Linked DNA regions of Homo sapiens: all the other regions are linked to region 1. The links are chromatin contacts, found by Hi-C or POLR2A ChIA-PET in ENCODE. All regions are on one chromosome and are shown on one strand. The core of a region is the stretch at or near the end of the contact, and the rest is flanking DNA. Distances in the headings are between cores, read along the strand shown.

What was found. Hi-C counts contacts between places; a loop is a spot of excess contacts on that map. ChIA-PET counts read pairs that join two places held with the same protein, here RNA polymerase II (POLR2A). Pooled maps may share reads with other maps.
Region 2: a loop to region 1 is called in a pooled map, with 3 times the contacts of the local background. The contact joins the promoter of P4HA2 here to the promoter of ZCCHC10 in region 1. A Hi-C loop is called at or near these places in 1 of 50 pooled maps. POLR2A ChIA-PET finds 5 or more read pairs at or near these places in 3 of 52 experiments (AG04449, WTC11 and naive thymus-derived CD4-positive, alpha-beta T cell).
Region 3: a loop to region 1 is called in a pooled map, with 6 times the contacts of the local background. The contact joins the promoter of SLC22A5 here to the promoter of ZCCHC10 in region 1. A Hi-C loop is called at or near these places in 4 of 50 pooled maps. POLR2A ChIA-PET finds 5 or more read pairs at or near these places in 2 of 52 experiments (activated naive CD4-positive, alpha-beta T cell and naive thymus-derived CD4-positive, alpha-beta T cell).

The regions. Positions count from the first base shown.
Region 1 is chr5:133,024,827-133,028,503 of GRCh38, reverse strand. It overlaps ZCCHC10 (zinc finger CCHC-type containing 10), which reads left to right and starts at 1,955. Exons shown (of 5, transcript NM_001300816.3): 1 at 1,955-2,007. The coding sequence starts at 1,967. RefSeq lists a silencer at 1,676-1,805 and an enhancer at 1,886-2,195.
Region 2 is chr5:132,226,150-132,229,826 of GRCh38, reverse strand. P4HA2 (prolyl 4-hydroxylase subunit alpha 2) reads left to right here and starts at 1,974. Exons shown (of 15, transcript NM_001017974.2): 1 at 1,974-2,037. RefSeq lists silencers at 1,628-1,857, 1,998-2,257.
Region 3 is chr5:132,367,733-132,371,409 of GRCh38, reverse strand. SLC22A5 (solute carrier family 22 member 5) reads right to left here and starts at 1,700. Exons shown (of 10, transcript NM_003060.4): 1 at 1,045-1,700. The coding sequence starts at 1,437. It overlaps MIR3936HG (MIR3936 host gene), which reads left to right and starts at 1,494. Exons shown (of 8, transcript NR_110997.1): 1 at 1,494-1,566. RefSeq lists a silencer at 1,498-1,817.

The DNA.
Region 1 (3,677 bases), core at 706-3,205:
GGCTGAGGCAGGGGAATCACTTGAACCCGGGAGGCGGAGGGTGCAGTGAGCCAAGATAGTGTCACTGCACTCCAGCCTGGGCAATAGAGGTAGACTCCGTCTCAAAAAAAAGAAAAACAGGGTGCATGTCCTTTGACCCAGCAATCCTACTAGGATGTCATCTTATAGCAACACGGGGGATTTACTCTTTCTGTTGTTGTGGTAAATGATCTAATTGTTCAGCAATAGGGTACTGGCTGGATACTTGGGGAATATCCATGTAATCCATAACATAATGTATAAAAAGAATGAATTAGATCTGTATGTGCAGACATGGGAAAATATTTTCTTTTCTTTTTTTGTTTTTGAGATGGAGTTTCACTCTTGTTGCCCAGGCTGGAGTGCAATGGCGCGATCTCGGCTCACTGCAACCTCTGCTTCCCAAGTTCAAGCGAATCTCTTGCCTCAGCCTCCCGAGTAGCTGGGATTACATGAATGCACCACCACGCCCGGCTAATTTTTTTTGTATTTTTAGTAGAGATGGGGTTTCTCCATGTTGGTCAAGCTGGCCTTGAACTCCCAACCTCAGGTGATCCGCCCTTCTCGGCCTCCGAAAGTGCTGGGATTACAGGCGTGAGCCACTGCGCCTGGCCGGGAAAACATTTTCATAAGTACACTGAGGAATGAAAAAATCAAGCTGGAGAACACAACATGTAAGAGCCTATTTTTTTGAAGAACAAGTTGTGCTCAAAGGTCACATCATCACCTTCCCTAACTCCTAATCACTCTTTAATCCCTTACTCTGAAATATTTTTCGTTAGAGTACTTATGCCCATGAGAATAGTCTTCATTCATTGTCTGTAGAAAGTTCCATGTGTACACGGATTTTATTTGTTCAAATGCTCTGTCCTCAGCTCCTAAAACATTTTAAGTGTTAATTATTAATTGAAAAAATATGGCTGGGCGCGGTGGCTCACGCCTGTAATCCCAGCACTTTAGGAGGCCGAGGCGGGCGGATTATGAGGTCAGGAGATCGAGACCATCCTGGCCAACATGGTGAAACCCTGTCTCTAGTAAAAATACAAAAATTAGCTGGGCATGGTGGCGCGTGCTTGTCATCCCAGCTATTCGGGAGTGTGAGACAAGAGAATCTCTTGAACCAGGGACCCAGAGGTTGCACTGAGCCGAGATCGCGCCACTGCACTCCAGCCTGGCGACACAGCGAGACTCTGTCTCAAATTAAAAAAAAAAGGAAAAAATATGGATGACCCAGAAACACACACACACTTCAGAAAATTATATATATTTCAGAGAACGTGGGTTTTAAGAGAATAATAGCTCCGTGAGCTGACATTAGATGTAGGTGCAGCTAAAATATTCTAAAATATTTGTATAGTCCTTTTCTGCTTGATAAAGCAGCTTTAGTTATACAGTCCCATTTAGTACTCGTAACAACGCTGTGAAATACATAAAAAACAGAAATAACGTATATGTTTGCACTCCATGGCTTGCTAAAGTCATTCTTTCAATTGATGGTCTCAATCCTGGTCAACTAATTCCTTTCTATTCTCCAGACTACTTCTAGTTTTCTGAACACCAAAGTTTCATTCTTTGTCTTTGTATGTGTATCCCTCGTTCGAGAATGTTGTCCTCATTTTCCACAGATAATGTTCTTGCCTGTAATCATCCTTTGAAACCCTGTTCGGCCCGAGAACCCGAGACCCATACTGGAGACACCGGCCCCTCCCGACCCACCAGTCCCTCCCGTCCCGACCCTCCAGCCCCTCCAGCCCCTCCCCTCCCGACCCTCCAGCCCCTCCCCTCCCGACCCTCCAGCCCCTCCCCTCCCGACCCACCAGCCGGCACTAAGATACCTCCCCTTAGAAGCCTGTCTGGCCCCGCCTACGTCTACGGCCTCCCGGTTGGAAGCCCCGCCCTTCCGAGGAGTTTCCCAAAACCCTGCGCGGCCGGCTTTGACCGCGCTAAGATGGCGACTCCCATGCATCGGCTAATAGCCCGGAGACAAGCGTAAGTAAGGATCCGGTTCGGGTCCACTGGAGGGCTGGGAGCGGGGAAACGCGCGTCAACGGGCTGGTGTCGGACCCCTATTGGGACCGGCGGAGAATGTCCGTTTCTCAAACACTCTTCTGGCTCCCGGGGGGCTCGGGCCCGGGCGATAAGTCTGGTGACCGGGGGTTAGCGATTTCGCGGAAGACAGCCGCGTAAAGTCTGCGGCACGGGACAGAGCGGGGTTTGAAGACAACTGTCGCGTTTGGTTTCTCTGAAAGGAACGCCCACAGTTGGTCACTCAGTGATTTATGCCCCTCCGCCAACCCCACGCGTGGACAGGGGAGCCCTGAAGCCCCGGTCCGACACCTTTATTCCAGCCGACGTAAACCTTCAGTTTCCTATTCAGTGTCCAGCCCAGCTGCCTTTTCCTACTTCCTTATTCTAGCGCCTTCCTTAGGAACACCCTGCCTTCAATGCCGATTGCTTTCCCAGGCTATCTTACCACCTTTTGCTACTCATTCTCTCTTTCAATAAATATTAATTTATTTAGTTCCTACCGTTCTGTGCCAGACATTGGGTATAAATAGAGGTGTTCAAGACAAAATCCTTGCTTTCAGAGAGCTTACATTCTAGTGATGGAAACAGTCGATAAACCACAAATTGTAAATACAGCTGGTGATAACAGCTTTGAAGGAAGTAAGCTGTTGTGATGGAAAGAGGGAAAGGCCCACTTTAGGTTGGTTGGACTGGAAAGGCATCTCTGAAGAGGTGGAATTTGAACAGAGATTTAAAGGATGAAAAAGGAACAGTCATACGAGGATTTTGAGAAAGAGCATCCGGATAGTGGCATAATTGCTTTGAGCCTGAAACTTACTTTTTACAGAACTGAAAGATAGCCATTACGCCTAATGAACAAGAGAGAGTGGCAGAAGAGATTCATAGCTGACAAATAATGCAAGGGTCACCCCAGATGCCCCTTTCTTTTTTTTTTTTTTTTTTTTTTTTTTTTTTGAGGCGGAGTCTTGCTCTGTCTCCCAGGCTGGAGTGCAGAGGTGCAATCTTGGCTCACTGCAAGCTCCGCCCCCCGGGTTCACGCCGTTCCCCTGCCTCAGCCTCCCGAGTAGCTGGGACTACAGGCGCCCGCCACCATGCCCGGCTGGTTTTTTGTATTTTTAGTAGAGATGGGGTTTCACCGTGTTAGCCAGGATGGTCTCGATCCCCTGACCTCGAGATCCGCCCGCCTTGGCCTCCCAAAGTGCTGGGATTACAGGCGTGAGCTACCGCGCGCGGCAACCCCTTTCTTATAAAGCTTTTTTTTCCAACAGCCTTTGCACATCCAGACATCTGCCTCTTTTTCATAAATATTTCATGCCATCTCCATTTTCATGTCTATATGTAGCTCAGAGTCTGCTAGTATATGTATGTGTGTTTATCTGTATATCTTTTTATATTTTTTAATTCAAATAATCCCTTTTTCTTCTCCTTTCCATCTACCCTTTCAGGCCTGATAAGAAGAGTTCCTCAAATGTACAGACAGACTTAGGGAGTTAGAGTAGTAAGCTTGGTGAAGGAAGAAGGCTCGAAGTCAGACAGGTTTTTTTTGTTTTTTTTTTAGACGGAGTCTCACTCTGTTGCCCAGGCTGGAATGCAGTGGTGCGATCTTGGCTCACTGCAACCTCTGCCTCCCT
Region 2 (3,677 bases), core at 725-3,224, 800 kb after region 1:
ATGGGAAGTATCTCCTTCAGTACAGCAGTGAAGACAGGATGTGTGGAGGGGGAAGATGTAGGGGGAGAACAATAACTCTGTGTTGGACATGTTGCCATTGAGGTGCCTGTGGACACTCAAGTGGGGATGTACACTGAACAGTGAGTTACATGAATCTGGGGTTCAGCAGTAAGGATAAGGGTAAAGAGAGAAATTTGTGTCACCTGCGTGTAAAGAGAAGCGTGAAGTGGAAAGCCTAGACCTGAGTTTTGAGGAACCCCCAACCTTTACTAATAGGGAGAGGATGCTGAAGAAGCTTGAGCAGAGGTGGCCAGAAAGGATGAGGGGAAACCAAGGGAAATCAGTGTTCCAGAGGGGCTGTGGTCATCGCTGGGTGTCAGACACTGCTCAGGGCCCTGGCAGATGAGGTCTGAAGAACAGCCGTTGAAATTGGAGATTGGAGGCTACAGTTTATTGAGACCTGGTTTGGTGCTGTTAGGGAGCTAGAAGGCTGACTGCAGGGCCTGAAGAGTGGGAGAGACAGCTCCTTTAGGGCCTGAAGAGTGGGAGAGATGTGAGGATGGGGAGACAGCTCTTTCAAGAAATTCCGCTGCGGTTGAGAACAGAGACACTCAGTGGGGTCGAATGAGGGTTTTGTTCCCATAGTAGAGGCTTGAACACATTTACAGGCCAATGGGAAAGATCCAGTTGAGAGCGGGTAGTTGAGCCTTCAGGAGAGAAAAGGGATGTTCCATGGGGCAAACTCCTGAGAAGGGGGAGGAGATGGAAGGAAGCTTCTGTGGATGTAGCAGATGCAGGAGGGTTTGTGTAGTTTTAGCCGGGCTCGAGCCGGTGGCTGACGCAGGCAGGAACAATGGCTCACCCATGTTTTATGTGTATTTCCGTGTGCGTGCTCCTGCTTTCCCCAGGTCTGGGCCGCCTGCCTGGCCCGTGTGCCGTAGGGAATATCCACACTGGGCCTGGGCGGAGGCTGGGCATCTCCCGCTCTGGGCTTGCTCCCTGATGAGATTCTCAGACCGTGCTTCCCCTCATTCATGAGAGGAAGGTTCACAGAGCAGGCGTGGGAACCTGCCTGGCCGCCAGGGCCTCCTCCCGCTCAGGCTGAGGTTTGCTGCATCTCTGTCCTTATTCCCTTCCAGACTGGATTGGCTGAACCAGGTGTCCACTCTTTTTGGCCCATGGCATAAAGAAGGGTTTGGGCAACCCAGTGTGCCCCAGGTTGTTACCGCCCCCCCGCCTCCGCCCCCACCCAGCCTTTGATGGGCCCCCTTCTCATCAATCCATCACCCCTGCACATGCCACCAGGACTGCCTGGACCAGAGCCCGGGACTCTCTGAAACCCACTGAGAGCTCGGCCCTGGGAATGGGCCTCCCAATCTCGGTCTCCAGGGGGTGGGCCCCAGGTCCCTAGTCTTCCTCAGGGTCTTCTCCACTGTTCTGCCTCCTCTCCTGATACCCAGTTCCTAGCCGGGGTGACCCCAGCCTCCCGTAACAGCCTCCTTGTGGTGGTGCTGGGAAGAAGGGGCCCGTGTACCCGGCAGGGCCCCCCAGGCAATGGGCATGAGCGCAGGCAGGGAAATCCGTCAGCCTCCAGGGACGCTCTCCCTACAGCCCCGGCGAGGGGATCGGGTCGTGGCGACCTCTCCAGACGCCCAGGGGCTGGGCAGGAGGGCGGGCCAAGGCCCGCAGGTGGGGGCGCCAAAGCCAGGCGGGCGCGGAGTACGTGCGGTGGGCTGCGGGCGGCATGAAGGGCGCGGGCGGCCAGCTCCGGCTCCGGCTCCGGCTCCGGCTCCCGCGAGGCCGGGTAGCCTGGGCGTTCCCAGGGGTCGCAGAGGACGGCGAACCCCGGCGGAGCCACCGGAGCTGGGGACCAGGACGCAGGCAGGCGTGTGGAGCGTGAGGTGGGGACGTGGCGGCGGCTCAAGTGGGCGGAGCCCCGGCAGCGGCCCGAGGCGGAGTCGCCAAGGGAGGAGGCGCCGAGCTGACCGGGCGACGCCGCGGGAGGTTCTGGAAACGCCGGGAGCTGCGAGTGTCCAGGTGAGCGCCCCGCCCGCTCAGCCGCCAGATCAACCTTAGCGCTGGGGCGCGGGCTGGGGTCGCCAGGCGGTGCGTTCTGCCCGCGCGGGGCTGAGAGTTAGGGGCCGGGGCCGGATCCGGGGCCGGGGGTCGCGCCGCTAGCCGCCAGCAGCGCAGTCCGGGCCGCCACCCTGCACCCTCCGCCCTGTTTCTGCACCCGTCTGGGTTCTTGTGCCGCCGCCCGCAAGCCTTCCCGAGCTCAGGGTGGTGAGGTCAGCGGCGCCCTTCGTGCAGTTCCCTCGGCTGTCGGGCGGGGCTGGGAACTTGGCCGCTCTTCCCTGTCAGGCTCCCGGGAAGTGGCGGCCTGACCCCGGGCTGCCGGCTGTTGGGAGCGGGGGCGCGGCGTCCGCCTGGCCCTGAGGGGCCTCTTCATATTGGCTAAGCCCGTTCTGCACCCTCCCAAGGGCTGGGAGTCCTAGGTCTTGTCCGGGCAGGGTCCAGCTTGGAGCCCATTAGATGGGCCATTGGATCAGAAAGTCTTTTCTCCCCCAGACATCCTTGTGGAACCAGCGTTGTTTTTCCTTGGCAGCTGCGGAGACCCGTGATAATTCGTTAACTAATTCAACAAACGGGACCCTTCTGTGTGCCAGAAACCGCAAGCAGTTGCTAACCCAGTGGGACAGGCGGATTGGAAGAGCGGGAAGGTCCTGGCCCAGAGCAGTGTGGTGAGCGCTGTGCTGGAAGGGAATGCGGGCAGTGGGTACTTGGTAGAGCACTGACTGCCTCCGGCCAGAGGACTTCCCGGAGGAGGTGACCCATGAGCTGGAGTGGTCAGAGGAAGGCTGGCAAAAGGGCATCGTGGACAGAGGAACAGCCTATGTGAGTGGGAGCAGAGACCTTGGCCAATGCCATTCCTTATGGCCTTGTAGTGGAAGCAAGGTGATGGGGAAGGAACACTGTAGGGGATAGCTGTCCACGGACGCTGTCTACAAGACCCTGGAGTGAGATAACGTGCCTGGTACTGTGCCCTGCATGTGTAAGATGCCCAGTTGACCTTCGCAGCAGGAGCCTGGATCAGGGCACTTCCTGCCTCAGGTATTGCTGGACAGCCCAGGTGGGTCCCTGGCCTTTGTATTCTATTTGACTTTAAGATGGTGCAGGAGAATACAAAAAACTATCCGGGCATGGTGGCGCGCGCCTGTAGTCCCAGCTACTCGGGAGGCTAAGGCAGGAGAATCGCTTGAACCTGGGAGGCAGAGGTTGCAGTGAGCCAAGATCGTGCCACTGCACTCCAGCCTGGGAGACAGAGCGAGACTCCATCTTAAAAAAAAAATAAAAAAGAGAGATGGTGCAGGAGAGCATTGGGATCCCTCCCAAGACTGTGACTGTTGTCTTTTGCTGTAGAGTGACACCCGAGATTTGTGCTTCTTGATAATAGACTACCTGGGGCCTCACAGCCCCAGCCCTCTTGTAGGAAATCCTGTCCTAGGAGCAAGGGCTGGAGTCCGTTACGTTGTAGCTTGGGGCATTCTTAAATGTCCCAGACTTTGTGGAGATCCATTGTCCACCTAAGAATTTATAGGATGTTTTTGGGGTCTGCTGCTTGTTCTCAGCCTGTGTCTCATCTGACATTAGGTTCCATAATTTAGTCTCTGTTAAAT
Region 3 (3,677 bases), core at 451-2,950, 660 kb after region 1:
CTCCCCTACACCCTATGACCTAAGGCTGTATGCTTTAACTAAATCTGGCCGACAGCCTTGCCTCATAATACCTGAGAAAATATTCCAGGTCAACAAGTCACCCTGAACCCATCTTCAGATGAATGGATCTTAAAGAGTGACAACTGACGGCCTGGCGTGGTGGCTCACGGTTGTAATCCCAGCTTTGGAGGCAGAAGCAGGCAGATCACGAGGTCAAGAGATCGAGACCATCCTGGCCAACACGGTGAAACCCCGTCTCTACTAAAAACACAAAAATTAGCTGGGCGTCGTGGCTCACAGCTACTCGGAGACTGAGGCAGGAGAATCACTTGAGCCCGGAAGGCGAAGATTGCAGTGAGCCAAGAACGCACGACTGCGAAGGTTGCAGTGAGCCAAGAACACACGACTGCGCTCCAGCCTGGTGACAGAGGGAGACTCTGTCTCAAAAAAAAAAAAGACTGACAACTGACCATGGGAAAAGGCAAACAATTACTTACAGGGCATGACCAGATTGTCGTTTTTGGGTTGTGGACGGTAGGGGAAGGAGTAACTAGAGGAAAAAGGGAAGAGGCAGTTGTATACACATGCTTTATTTAACTTTTAAAAGTTCAGGAAAGAGAAGTATTTCTTCTCTTCTAAAAAGAAATCAAGAGACTAGAGGAAAAACGGGATAGCCCCTGGCCCAAGTCCTGGCTCTGCTACTTACCACCCCCAACCCCAACTAGAGTAAGTCCTGGACACACAGGGCCATAGAGCATCGCCCAGGGACCGCCAGGACCTTCCTGGTACCCTCTTCAAAGTGGCCATCAGGACGGGAGGCCAGACTGACCACCTGTGCAGGGAGGAGCACACTGTGGCTGGAGGTCACCTCGTGAAGCGTTCCCAAGCCACCTGGCTGGAGGGTCTCCATCGCTAGGGTGTTGACCGTTGGGGGAGGGGGAGTGACAGCGTCCAGTGCGCATCTGGGAGAGAGGAGCTCGGGTTCAAGGACCGCGACAGGTCCTCCGAGCCCTGGTCTCAGCCCCAGCAGGGGCCGGCACCCACCTCGGTCACAATGGTGGACAGGTAGACGTCCTGACTGAACTCCCAGCCATCCAGACAGCTCTCCTGCTCCAGCTGCCCCAGGTCCACGTCGCGCCCCGGCTCCAGCCCAAGCGCCGAGAAGTTGGCGATGGTGGCGAGCCGGTAGCGGCGGCAGCTGTGGGGCACCTCGCGGCCGTCCCGCAGCCGCAGTGGGACAGTGTGGTTGCGCCAGGCGCTGCTCAGGTTCGCGGCGTCCGGCACCCGGCAGCGGTGCTCCGGGGTCGCTATCAGGAACACGGAGGACAGGCCGGTGAAGCCATTGGGGATGATGCTGGCGCTGAGCAGGAAGAAGATGAGGCGCTGGAAGGGCCCCCACTCGCCCAGGAAGGCGGTCACCTCGTCGTAGTCCCGCATGCCGCCCTCAGAGGCCCACAGAGCGCGGCCTGGGGTCGGGGAACGCGGCGGGCTTTGCGCGTGCGCGCGGGGCACCCGCCGCCGACCAGGCAAGCCAGGCAGCAGGCGACCCAAGACCGTCCGCGGAGGGTAGGCTCGCGAGCTGACACCGCCGCCTTGGTCCTGCCGCGGCTGGCCTTACATAGGGCGCACGACCAGGGAAGGTTGCGGGCCTGGGCCGCAAGGCGCGCCCCGCTGGCAGGCAGAGCGGCGCCGGCGAAGGCGGAGCTGGGGCGGGACGCGAGGGCGCGGGGCGGGCCGGGAGTGCACCTGAGGCCCGGGCGGGGCCTGTCCTGGGGACCTGGCGAGGCCCGGCCTCTGCCAGCCAAGCCTGCTGGGGACGACCGAGGTAGCCCGGGCTCGGCTTAGGAAGGCAGCGGGACTCGAGGCCTTGGGGTCCGAGTCCGAACTCGCTCCTCTAGCGCCGGGCGGGGAGCGAGTGGGAGAGCGGCCGCGAAGCTCCAGTGTTGAAAACGCACCCCTCCCAGCTTTTTGCAAGGCCTACTTGGGGGCGGAGGTAAGGAGAAAGTCACTGGCCCAGGGTCTCACAGATAGTTGCTCTTGACACCGCCTAATCTTATAAGAGGGACGGGGATTATTTTGAACCTGGGACTGTTAACTACCCTAGTAGAGAGGCTGGGAGCTATGACTTTTCATTCTAGTCCAGATGCCCTTTCCACATTTTCGTCTGTAACAAGCCATTTTGTTCATGCAGATGTAAAAATTTAACTTCACGATTAACGATCCTAGCCTAGGGTTAAATATTCCCCACAGATTAGTTATTTCCGTGCAGAGTTTATTCAGAAGCTAACTGGAAAAAAAAAAAAAGCAGCGAGGTGATTCTAAAGCAGCAATGTTCCATAGGATAAGGAGCTACATTTGTTATGTTAACTTTTCTAGTAGCCATATTAATAAAATTGCCAGATTTAGCAAATAAAAATATAGGACTCCTAGTTAAATTTGAATTTCAGATATAGAATGAATAATTTTTAAATATTATGTCCCAAGCAGGAATATATAAAATAAAAATGTAACTGGTTGTCCTGTATTTTATTGGGCAATGCTGCATATTTAAAAAGTAAAAATAAAAGATGAAATTAACTTTAATGGTATATTTAATCAAGTATATCCAGAACATGATCATTTCATCATATAATCAATATAGAAATTATTGATATTTTACATTGTTATATGTAAATCATTGATCTTTTTTTCCCCTCCTCATACTAAATCTTAAGAATTCAGTGTGTTTCACAGGTTCTCAGGATTTGAAAAAAAAAAAAAAAGGAATCCAGTGTGTATTTTACAGCACATTTCAATTTGGACTAGCCACACTTTTTATTTTTTAATATTTATTTATTCATTTATTTATTGGAGACACGGTCCCACTGTGTCACCCAGGCTAGAGTGCAGTGGCACAATCATAGCTCACCGCAGCCCTGAACTCCTAAGCTTAAGTGGGCCTCCTGCCTCAGCCTGCTGAGTAGCTAGGACTACAGGCACATGCCACCGTGCCCAGCTAATTTTTTTATTTTTTTTATTTTACAGAGACAAGGCATCCCTGTGTTGCCCAGGCTGGTCTCAGACTCCTGGGTTTAAGCAATCCTCCCACCTCAGCCTCCCAAAATGCTGAATTACAGACGTGAGCCACTATGCCTGGCCAGACTCATTTTTTAAGTGCTCAGTAGCCACATGTAGCTATTGGTTATCTTATTGGACAGCACCATTCCTAAGGCCTTTAAGAATTTGGGCTGCTAAACTTAACAATGCAAGATATTCCTTTTTAAAATAGTAGTGGCTTAGTGATAGAAACAGAACTAAGTGTATATTTTTACAATATAATGTGTTGAGTAAAGAATATTTAATAGTCACTATATTATGAGTTGAAAATAAAGCTACAGAAAGGGAACCTAACCTGGCCAGCAGATTTTTAACAAGGAAATCTAAACATTTGCATAAAGCATAATAGACTTAAAAAAATTATGATAAAGATGTTATCACAGGACTTGTTTGTTTCTTTATACTTACTATTCACTATTCTTACTTCCTGAAGATGGATGGTTATACCTTCAGCAATGTACTTAAATCCTTCTAACATCTTATGTGAAGTTATAGTTCTTATCTAGAACTAACTGAAAAAGAAAGCAAAGCTTCTTGAAAATAAACTCCTTTTTTGTGTGCTAAAATATTATTTTAATGCT